2 separate regions of the Homo sapiens genome follow, and region 2 is linked to region 1. The links are chromatin loops, found by intact Hi-C in ENCODE. Cell type or tissue: endothelial cell of umbilical vein. All regions are shown on one strand. Links, peaks and the distances in the headings refer to the core of each region. The heading gives the core; the rest is flanking DNA.

What was found. Peaks named below come from ENCODE experiments on the same cell type or tissue, not always from the same donor. Only the 100,000 strongest peaks of a DNase experiment are listed, where the experiment ranks them.
Region 2: a loop joins it to region 1, with 2.1 times the contacts of the local background. A loop is called at or near these places in 3 of 110 quality-filtered maps.

What each region holds. Positions count from the first base shown.
Region 1 is chr3:142,959,585-142,964,957 of GRCh38, reverse strand. PAQR9 (progestin and adipoQ receptor family member 9) reads left to right here and starts at 1,284. Exons shown (of 1, transcript NM_198504.4): 1 at 1,284-5,373. The coding sequence starts at 1,622. The coding sequence ends at 2,755. PAQR9-AS1 (PAQR9 antisense RNA 1) reads right to left here and starts at 900. Exons shown (of 5, transcript NR_125393.1): 1 at 860-900; 2 at 322-493. RefSeq lists a silencer at 2,070-2,255. In endothelial cell of umbilical vein, for the core only: no CTCF peak of the experiment used is centred there; no DNase peak of the experiment used is centred there; H3K4me3 peaks cover 926 bases; H3K27me3 peaks cover 3,358 bases.
Region 2 is chr3:142,884,527-142,889,899 of GRCh38, reverse strand. PCOLCE2 (procollagen C-endopeptidase enhancer 2) reads left to right here and starts at 817. Exons shown (of 9, transcript NM_013363.4): 1 at 817-1,086; 2 at 2,123-2,231. The coding sequence starts at 1,004. It overlaps LOC124909443 (a long non-coding RNA gene), which reads right to left and starts at 1,636. Exons shown (of 2, transcript XR_007096122.1): 1 at 1,441-1,636; 2 at 1-309. RefSeq lists a silencer at 825-874. In endothelial cell of umbilical vein, for the core only: no CTCF peak of the experiment used is centred there; no DNase peak of the experiment used is centred there; H3K4me3 peaks cover 1,101 bases; H3K27me3 peaks cover 2,472 bases.

The sequences.
Region 1 (5,373 bases), core at 177-5,176:
TTGTATTTTTAGTAGAGACGGGGTTTCACCGTGTTGGCCAGGATGGTCTCAAATCTCTTGACCTCGTGATCTGTGTGCTGGGAGTACAGGCGTGAGCCACCGCGCCCGGCCTTAAGCCCCTTTCTTTAAGGCTCAAGGGCATATTTTCACACTGCAGTGCATCACAACCGTTTTCATTCTTCCAGTGTTCCTTTCTTCTGGTCTCCAGCCACCTGCCAGGTACTTCTGATTAATTACATATAAGATTTATCCAAGCCACCCCCTCCGTTTCTACCAACTGGACTTCATTCTCTTCAGTTCCTGCTAGAATGCACCTCCTACCTGAAGTCTTCCCTCATCAATGCCCTCCATGATCAGCCTTTGACTCTGGAATCCCTTAATATATTCCTCAGATCATTAGAGGTTTTCTGAGTCATCATCTGAGATTTTTCATTAAATTGTGGAGTTTGAGCAGCCAGTCCTGAGCTGTCGGACTCAGTTCCAAATAGAAGTCCTAGTTAAAGACACAAAAACAAGAAGATGGGTTAGCTGCGGCTCGAAGAGCTGGTGAGCGCGACCACAGGGCAGCTTGCGGACGGTTCTTTCGGACAGGACAAGGGCGAGGGAAACGGCAGAATGGTGACGCACCTGAGTGCGCCCACTAGACGAAAGAAGACCAACTAAGCCTTCGTGTAGTGCGTAGACAGGCCGACACACACACACACACACACACACACACACTAACACACACGCAAAGACAGTGAGGGAGCGAGAGGCGCATCCCCAGGTAGCTGACAATGACACGGCCCCGATCCGGACGCGGGCTTAAAGCCCCCCGACTTCCGGAGTGCCCCCCTCCCCGGCGACCTCCGGAGATTACCGCTGGCGCATCTCTCCGCCCTGCCCGGCTCCGGCGCCCTCCCCTCCCCCCGCAGCCGCAGCTCCCCGCCCCCCGCGAACGCGGCTCCCCAGTGTCCTCCAGAACGCCCGCGTGGCTGTCGGGTTTCGAACCCCAGGGCCGACTCTAGTACTCGGCGCGCGCGCCGCCGCGTCGCCGACCAGCCTGCGGCCCCCGCATCAATCATTAACGGGGCGGCCCGGGCTGCGGCGGCCCGAGGAGGGGGATGGTACGGAACTCGAGACAGGGGACAACTCTATCCCCCGAAGCGGCCGCGAAACCCTAGCCTGGGAGGCCCCCGCCCTTCCTCGGTGCGCCCGTCCCTCCCTCCGCGCCTCGGCTCGCACATCCCCACCTCCCGCTCCGGGGGCGGCGGCGGCGGAGGCACCCGCACCGCGCGATGCCCAGTCACCGCTGCCGCGCTGCCGCCGCAGTCAGCCGCGCCGCCGCCGCTGCCGCAGCGCGGGCGGCCGCGCGCCGGTAGCAGGGGCTTGGCGAGGAAGCCGCTGAGCCTCGCGCGCTCCGCGCTCCTGGCGGTCGCAGCGCTGCCTATTAATTGATTCTCTTATTGATTTATTTAATTTTTAGGAGCGGCTGCTCGGAGGCACGGGTCTTCTCCTAAACCTGCAGCGACGCCCCCGGCGTGGGCACAAAGGCTCCGACGGCGGCCGGCGGGGGCTGCCCAGCGCCCGGGAGCCGGCGCCAGAGGTCGCCTGCGCGCGCCCTAGCCGAGCCCCGGGCACCATGCCGCGGCGCCTGCAGCCCCGGGGCGCGGGCACAAAAGGCCCTCCGGCCCCGGCCCCGGCAGCTTCGGGGGCCGCCCGGAACTCCCACTCTGCCGCCTCCCGGGACCCCCCAGCGTCTGCCAAGCCGCTGCTGCGCTGGGACGAGGTGCCCGACGACTTCGTGGAGTGCTTCATCCTGTCGGGCTACCGGCGTCTGCCGTGCACGGCCCAGGAGTGCCTAGCCTCGGTGCTGAAGCCTACCAACGAGACGCTCAACTTCTGGACGCACTTCATCCCGCTGCTGCTGTTCCTGAGCAAGTTCTGCCGTCTGTTCTTCCTGAGCGGCGGCGACGTGCCCTTCCACCACCCGTGGCTGCTACCGTTGTGGTGCTACGCGTCGGGAGTGCTGCTGACCTTCGCCATGAGCTGCACGGCGCACGTGTTCAGCTGCCTGTCGCTGCGTCTGCGCGCCGCCTTCTTCTACCTGGACTACGCGTCCATCAGCTACTACGGCTTCGGCAGCACGGTGGCCTACTACTACTACCTGTTGCCAGGCCTCAGCTTGCTGGATGCCAGAGTCATGACTCCATACTTGCAGCAGCGCCTGGGCTGGCACGTGGACTGCACGCGCCTTATCGCCGCCTACCGCGCCCTGGTGCTGCCTGTGGCCTTCGTGCTGGCGGTGGCTTGCACTGTGGCCTGCTGCAAGAGCCGTACCGACTGGTGTACCTACCCGTTCGCGCTGCGCACCTTCGTCTTCGTCATGCCGCTCAGCATGGCCTGCCCCATTATGCTCGAGAGCTGGCTCTTCGACCTGCGTGGGGAGAACCCCACACTCTTCGTGCACTTCTACCGCCGCTACTTCTGGCTGGTGGTGGCCGCCTTCTTCAACGTGAGCAAGATCCCCGAGCGCATCCAGCCGGGTCTTTTCGACATTATCGGCCACAGCCACCAGCTCTTCCACATCTTCACCTTCCTCAGCATCTACGACCAGGTGTACTACGTAGAAGAGGGCCTGCGCCAGTTCCTCCAGGCGCCGCCTGCCGCACCCACTTTCTCGGGTACTGTGGGCTACATGCTGCTGCTGGTGGTCTGCCTGGGGCTGGTAATCAGGAAGTTCCTAAACAGCTCCGAATTCTGCAGTAAAAAGTGAGCCTCCGCCTTGGAGGAGACTACTGGTTCGCCCATCTGTTTGGAGTTTCTGTTGTTGCTATTGTTGGTTTGTTTTCAAATTTCATTGTGTTTTCTTCTTTGCTCAAGGAAGGTGCTGCAAAACCATAGGGAAAAAGTTCACTGCTACAAAGGGATCCCAACCCACTGGAGGCTTTGAAGTAGGGAGGTTGGCAGGGGTGGTCAAGCGGGAGGGAGATAGTCACTTGTTCTTGCCCCTGGAAAAAATTCAGGTGATGTCTTTGACATCCAGGGATTTCTCAAAGGCAGTGAGTAAAATCCCAAATAAAGCCCCAAAGAGTTTGCTTTTCCAATCATCTGTGCCATTGGTAATAAGGAGTAGCCCCTGTGAGGTCAGGTACACAGTAAAGAGGGTAAATAGAATCCTTGGGAACTTCTGTTTCAGTCTGAGGAATGCTTGGATTTGTCAAAAGAATGGAGCTTTGTAGGAAACAGGCACAAAGACGCAAACCCAGGGCTTAACCTGCTAGAAAATGCATGGAATGTGAACACAAGTTAATTATTTCAAAATGTTTTTCAGATGTTATTTAAATAGTAATATATACATTGATTTTTCATAATTTATCAAAGCCTGTGGTACGCACTGAATTTTCTTTGTCACATAGTTTTGAATTTCACAGCCTTCTGCATTGCATACACTTGAACTGGACATCAGGGGAAGCTGCTTGAGAGTTCTCAATTACTTTCTTAAACAGTGTTTTCTGAAGGCGTGTGTCATGATACAACTGTGAATTCTACCTTAGGGACTCTGGTTAAACTATTGGTGAGGAGCTCGAGTGGTTTGTATAGACCCCAGATTTTTGTTTACTTTAATGTATTCCACAAAACCCATCCTGGTTTTTGTTAGTTTGTTTTGTTTTTAATCTTTTTTTTTCCTTCTCTACTTATTTAAATTGCCACTGGAATAAATGTGCCTTTTGAAGCAAAGTCCAAATGACTGGTCCTCAAACACAGTTTCTTACATGGGGAGAGTAGTAAGAATAAGCTTTTCTTACCTGACTGAAAATCAAGGTTTCATGGTCCATCCAGGAGGGCAGAAGATGGTGTTGGTTTCAAGTTTTTGGTGGGATTGGAGATAGCTTACAGGAGCGTGCAGAGCATTTGGGTTCCCAACAAGGACAAAGAGCCAACCCTCTAATGTAGATGTGTTTCTAATGCAGCCATGGGAGAAGTTCTAGACTGATGCCATCCATCCTTGCTTAAAATTAAAAACATAATATCCAAGAATAAACAAGGCAGTTTTATTATGAAAGGCAGGAGCACATTATTGAGTTGTCACTGAAAATTTTGAGTTAAATAAGATTACACTTGCCTAGTTAAACGCTGAAGTTTGATTTGGTTCCAGACTATGGAAATGATGGGCAGTCACCCTAAATCCTTGAAACATTCATGAGCATGTCCCTGAGATCCTTTCTAACAAACAGATTAGCCAATGTTATTTAGACATTTCTTACAAATGCTAACCTGTAATTGAGATGGCCACTCTAGATTAACACAAACCACTGAGATGACTTGTTTAAATACTTACCACACTTCCTGGTAGGTCATTTTGTTAGAAGCCAAATAAGTCATTGATTGGGAGTTTTTTTTGTTTTGTTTTGTTTGGAGACATGTGTGCCTTTACTGGCTCAGCAGGAGGAGTGGGTGGCCCTCATACCCAGCCAGCTGTACTTCACTGGCTTGTAGGTGATGGAGAGCTTGCCCAGGTAGTGGTGGCTTATCTTGGGCTTGATCTCCACTGCCTAGTTGAAGGTCTTGGGCAGGATGATCATGTCCCACAGGTGCATCTTGATTTTATGATATAACTTAGATCATGCATATGAGGTAGATGAACACTTACCTCAGCACTGGTAGGCTGGCACTTCTAAAACAATTGCTGGTTTTGTTTATGCTTTTAATCACTTCTCTGTAAACAGAGAAGCTCAGCACAATTCCCTGGAGGAACCGGTATCCTTGTGTGTGTTACTTTGCACATAGAAGTTAAATTTATATATGTCTATATTTAATTTAGAATCTCTTACTGAGATTGTAAATACACTTTGCACAGTTGTTGACGAGTGTCAGTGTCTCATCCTTTGTGAAGTGCAAGGAGATTCCTGTTAGGTTACAGAGGCTAATTTGTACTTACAACAGATGTTATTCCTCAGCTGTAACTTAATTCAATAGATGCATTCAAGGACAACTGTGGAAATCAGGATATTTCCACATGCAAATTTATTTGCATGTCATTGTTGTTTTTTCTAGAGCCCCAAAGAACATTGGTTTGGAAGCTAGAGAAACAGGGTGAAGCGTATTATGTAGTTTCTTTGTAAAATGGGACCTCAATTTCAGAAGGAACTTTCAGGAGGAAGACTTCTAGCAAGGATTAATGAGTTTGAGAACAATAACTAAAACACCAAATTTGTCATTTTAATTTTTTGTTGTTCTTCCAGGTCCACAGACAGAATTCTCTTCTTGTCCTTTGTCTTTGACCTTAAGGAGAGGCCACTTAAGGATAAAATTATACCCATATCATTTTTCAGGTGATTATGCTGCATGAGTACAGTGAGATGACACACTTTTTGCCACACAGGTTTCAGC
Region 2 (5,373 bases), core at 140-5,139, 75 kb after region 1:
AGAGAGTATTGATTCCACAAGGCTAGAATTGTTCGTCTAAGAAAAACGAATTCTCCGTAAATTTTAACCCGTTAATACCACAGAAAGATGCTGTTGGAAAGGTCTAAGAACAGAGAGATGCAAGCAGAGAAACACCATTTTCAGAACATGACATGGGATGGTGAGATTTGCTGATTTGGTTCCGTCTTCATTATCTGACATTTAATGACAGTTCACACAGAAATCGCTCGCCTGAAAACCCGTGTTTAAATCCCGGCACAGAGACTGTCTTCCTTGTCATTGTCATACCAGTAAAAAAAAGAAAAGTATCTAGAGAGAGAGAGAGGAGAATAAGCACAGAAGTTAAAATACAATAAAATCCCTTTTCCCTTTCTTTCCTTGGATCTGGGTTTTGAAGGAGACAAAGAAGGACCCCCAGGCTTTCCAGCAGCCAGCAAGCGCTATTACTTTTTATTTAAAAGCAACTGGGAAAAACATTCCCCAAAGCAAAACCAGAAGCCCTCCCTGAGAATCGTCTCTGGGCGTCGGGGCCCGGGCCGCTGGGGTGCCACTCCGCAAGGGGTTCCTCTTCTCCCCGGGGTCCCTGAGGGCTGGACGAGAGAGGACCCGTCGGTCCCGGGGTGCCGGGAGGAGACGTTCGCCCGCCCCACGAGAGGGGGCGGCTCTGGCCTCGGAGCCGCCCCTCCTGCCGCCGGAGAACAAACGGGATATTCAGCAGTGGCCTGTGGCTGCCAGAGCAGCTCCTCAGGGGAAACTAAGCGTCGAGTCAGACGGCACCATAATCGCCTTTAAAAGTGCCTCCGCCCTGCCGGCCGCGTATCCCCCGGCTACCTGGGCCGCCCCGCGGCGGTGCGCGCGTGAGAGGGAGCGCGCGGGCAGCCGAGCGCCGGTGTGAGCCAGCGCTGCTGCCAGTGTGAGCGGCGGTGTGAGCGCGGTGGGTGCGGAGGGGCGTGTGTGCCGGCGCGCGCGCCGTGGGGTGCAAACCCCGAGCGTCTACGCTGCCATGAGGGGCGCGAACGCCTGGGCGCCACTCTGCCTGCTGCTGGCTGCCGCCACCCAGCTCTCGCGGCAGCAGTCCCCAGAGAGGTAACGCGACCCCTGCCCGGGCTCCCTTTCTCTCCTTTCCCTTCCTCCACCCCTGCAGCCTCGCCTGCTGCTTTACTCAACCCGCTTCGGCGCGCCTGGGTGACCCAGCGCTCGACCCTGCGCTCCCGCGCGGTGCAGGCGTCCGCCACCCTCGGGTAGGCTAAGCCCGGGACTTCGGGACCCATCCTTGCTCGCGGGGCTCCCTCCTGGGTCCCCAGCCCGGCCTGCCGGATGGCCCTGCAGCTGGCTTGGCCACCACGTGGCGGGGCTTAATCTGACTTGTGTCTCCCCTCTCCTCGTGTCTATGGGGCCAGAGGGAAGCACTGGGGCCCAAATATGTGGATTTTGGTTTACCGCTGTTTTTTTTCCTTCCCCGAGAGGCTTTGCCCAGAGACGTAAACTAGGGAACAACCCTAGCGGCGCGGCGCCTAGGGAGCCGCTCCGGAAAGTTAACTCTTCGCCAACCTCTGGAAGGCCCCAGGAGCTGGGCTGTGGGACCTGCCCGGTGGCCAACTTTGGCATCACCTCTTCAGCCTCCATCAACATCAGCCTCCCTTTCGATGGGAAGCTCTGCCAATGGCGAGTGATTTTCAGAAAGGGGGAGGAGAACTGGGCATCTCTCCAAATATGGGAACGACAAACTTTTTTTATATTAACCAATTGCTTGCCTGTCTTTCTTTAAAACCATGCTTCTCATTCAGCCTGGCTCTTACCTTCTCTCCCACTCCCCCAGTTAAATTGATGTATTTACCATTTTCCTACAAGACTTTGCCACAATGCCGAGGACTTGATTATACATATATATAATCTTGTGTTATTATGATGGAGACAGATGGCGCTGGACTGAATGCTTTGTCAGGCTATAATTTAAATATTCTAGGAGCTAGCAAATTTTCAGATCCCTTATATGGTGCAAGCATTGATTAATCAACATTAACTTTTATTTATATTAATAGGCTACACCTTTCTGAAGGTAACATCAGATTGTTAGACCATGTTTCAAATTACATTATCTTTTCTTCTTTTATGTTCCCAGACCTGTTTTCACATGTGGTGGCATTCTTACTGGAGAGTCTGGATTTATTGGCAGTGAAGGTTTTCCTGGAGTGTACCCTCCAAATAGCAAATGTACTTGGAAAATCACAGTAAGCATTTTTTAAAAAGGTATTCTCCTGGAAGTGGGTGTTGGCAACAGTGTGAGGCTGCTGCCTTTTTCCTCTGGTGTTAGGATTTGAGTAAGAGGCAAATGCCTGAAATAGTGAAATGTTGGATTTACCCCAACTATTGGGAAGATTTTTATTAATATAATAGATCTAGTCGTGTCCTGCATTAGTGATTACAAAGGGCACAAGATAATGCTTGAAGGAATAAATTCTCAGAGCAGATGTGTTTCTGAAAGCCCAGTGTGACTCAGTTGAGTTTTATAGATTCATAATTAAAGCTGTTTTCAGTCAAAGGCCTGTTGTAATGACCTTCATAAGTTTTTTGTTGCTCGTGCCTTCATAAATTCCCAGTGGGAAATGGAAGATCAAAGATAGTGCTTTGACTACTCTATGCTCATTAGGAAAGGAAAAAGAAAAAAAATAAAAAAAGCCCACTTAATGTTCCTGGGTTGAAACCACCTCTAAAGGCAGTCTAAGAATAGAGAATGGGGGGGTGGGAATCTAAATAGCAGCCAAGGGCCAATAAAAAGTCCATGCTGATTAGTAATAACATAGATTATGCTGAGTCAAGATAAGCTGGATTTAGAGACAGCCATATATTTTTTAACTGATTTAGAGTCAACTAGAGTGAGTCATCTTTCCAGTCAGCATAGCATTGACTGTTACCTTCTTCACTTTTTCGTTGTTGGGAAGTTGTTTAGTAATTGAATACGTTGGTTCACTGAGAGCTTCTTTCAGTCAGATTGTGCCACTGGAGGACTTAGATTTTTTAAAAAGTAGCCCCCACTGAATGTGTAAACTAGCAGTTACTGTGTGCCAGGCATTTACCATGCCAAGTAGTTAGCAAGTATAATCACCCAGAATCCTCAAAACAACTGTATGAGAAAGTATCTATTATCATCCCTATTTTATAGATGGGGAAGCTGAGGCCTGAAACAATTATAGAAATTGACTTGATCAGACAGTCGGGAAGCCCAACTTTATGTAAAAGTAAAACCTACTTTGCAATAAGGTATTCCCACTGAGGTCATTTTGCAGGCAGATATGAGAGGTCCCCTTCCATAATATAAAACTCAGCTCTTACATGCCTTGACGGCCTCTTGTAAAATGCCAACCATGTCACAAACTGGTACAGATTTCATTATGTTATTATAGCACATGTGGCCAGGAAAGAAGTCATAGAAAATAAGTTTGAAATACTATTAACATAAATGTCAAATAAGTCTCTGAAACAAAAATAAAAGCAGCTTGATTTTCATGTCGTGATTGTGTTTTAAATGTAATTAAATGGCCATAAGTTTTAAACGACCCTAGAAAATCAATGGCTCAGAGGCGTCATGTGCCCAAGTAGAAATTCATGGTTGGCCATGTGTTCTGAGTATTGCGGACAGGTTGATGTGACTTTACACTTTGACTGGGGTTGGGGGGCACGTCCAGTGAAAGCTTTCCTTGATAAAGGAACGGTTTGCCTCAGGAGAGGCATGATTTCCTGTGTGGGAGTGGGGAAGTTAAATGGATGCTCCATCTGGATGTCCTGTGAAGGGAAAGCCTGTGAGCTCAGCAGTCACTTCCCTGGATTCAAATTCCAGTTTCACCGCCATAAACTGTGTGTCCAGGATCTACCTCCTTTAAACCTTAGGATTACTGTGAAGACAAAATGAGATAGTGTAAAATGCTTCAACTCAGTGCCTGAGTGGGAAGAAGCTTGATTTGTCTGAAGAACAAATTAAGGAGGTTGGAGTGGCTGGAATGGAATGAGCAAGGGGACAGTGGGAAGAGAAGCGAAGAAGGTAAACAGGACTCTGTAGGCCACGGTGGAGAGTTTGAATTTTGTTTTGAGTAGGAGTCACTGGAAGATCTTAAGCAGAGGAATGAGCTTATCTGGTGTCTGCGTGGAAGATGAACTGTAGGGAGTTAAGAGTAGAGGCAGAGAGACCAATTAGGAAGCTGTTGTGGTATCCAGGAGAGGGAAGATGGTGGAGTAGACAAGGTGGTAGCAGAGAAGATGAAGAAATGCGGAGTCTTCTGCCCACAGTGTTTTCTCAGCAGCTCTGCCTGCGGTTAGGATATAGTGGCACCAGCTAGAAGGATACATGCACCAGGCTCTGTCTCCCTGCTTAGCCATTCCAGACAGGACTGTGCTCTACTATGGCCTTGTCCAAGGCCATCTATTAAAGGTTTTTCCCACGCTGGTTGGTCCAGCCCATTTTTCTGTTCCTGCAGTCAGTAAACCAAGAATAGTGTTCCCATTGAGTGATTCAGTATCACTTTTATTAAAATATCACAGAGGCCGCTGGAGATGGGAAAGCCTCAGAGTGGTCCTTAAACTGTAGTTCCTGTAGCTGGGGGGAAATATCTTGCTTTCACTCACTGGCCTCCCATTCTGTTCGTCCAAACTGGAGATGTGTCCCAGCATGGTAGCTTTCACCGCTAAATGGTTTTCATTAAACTCTATCATATCAATGCAAGAATGGGAAATGTCTGATTTTAACTTTTGCTTTAAGAAAGGTGAATCCTAGTTGTTACCACCAAACTTCCAGTCCTTCGTGTTGGACTTTCTGATGCGAAAGTACAGCCTGCAGATTGGAAATTTAGATGTGTCCTTACATTATAGTACTTTAAAATTTTTATAGCAATTTCTTAGACAGCTGCATTGTTCCAACACACTGTATTGGCTATTTAAATGTAAATTAAGTTAAACATTTAGTTTCTTAGTCATACTAGCCACATTCAAGTGCTCAATAGCCACATGTGGATAGTGGCTGCCTTACTGGACAATATGTAATATAGTATTTCTGTCATCACAATTTTTCTTGTGGACAGTGCTGTGCTATTAATAGAAAAATTTTATGCTTAATTTTACTCACGTAAAATGTTGAGGACAGAGGTGCTCTGTGCTGCTTAGTTGTACTTCTGCTTTGCAAATAGGGAAGCTGCTACTGGTTCTTTGTAGTTGTTGGAGCTGTAACTGGAACTCAAGACTCTTGACTCAGCTTTATCACCAAGAGTTGATGGCCTTAACAGGTCTTAGGTTTTTTACTTTTACTGTATGTGTTCTCAAAAATGTATGCTTAGAGACTAAATTAGAGAATTTGGGTGTTAAGAAATAGTTGAATATTTTGTA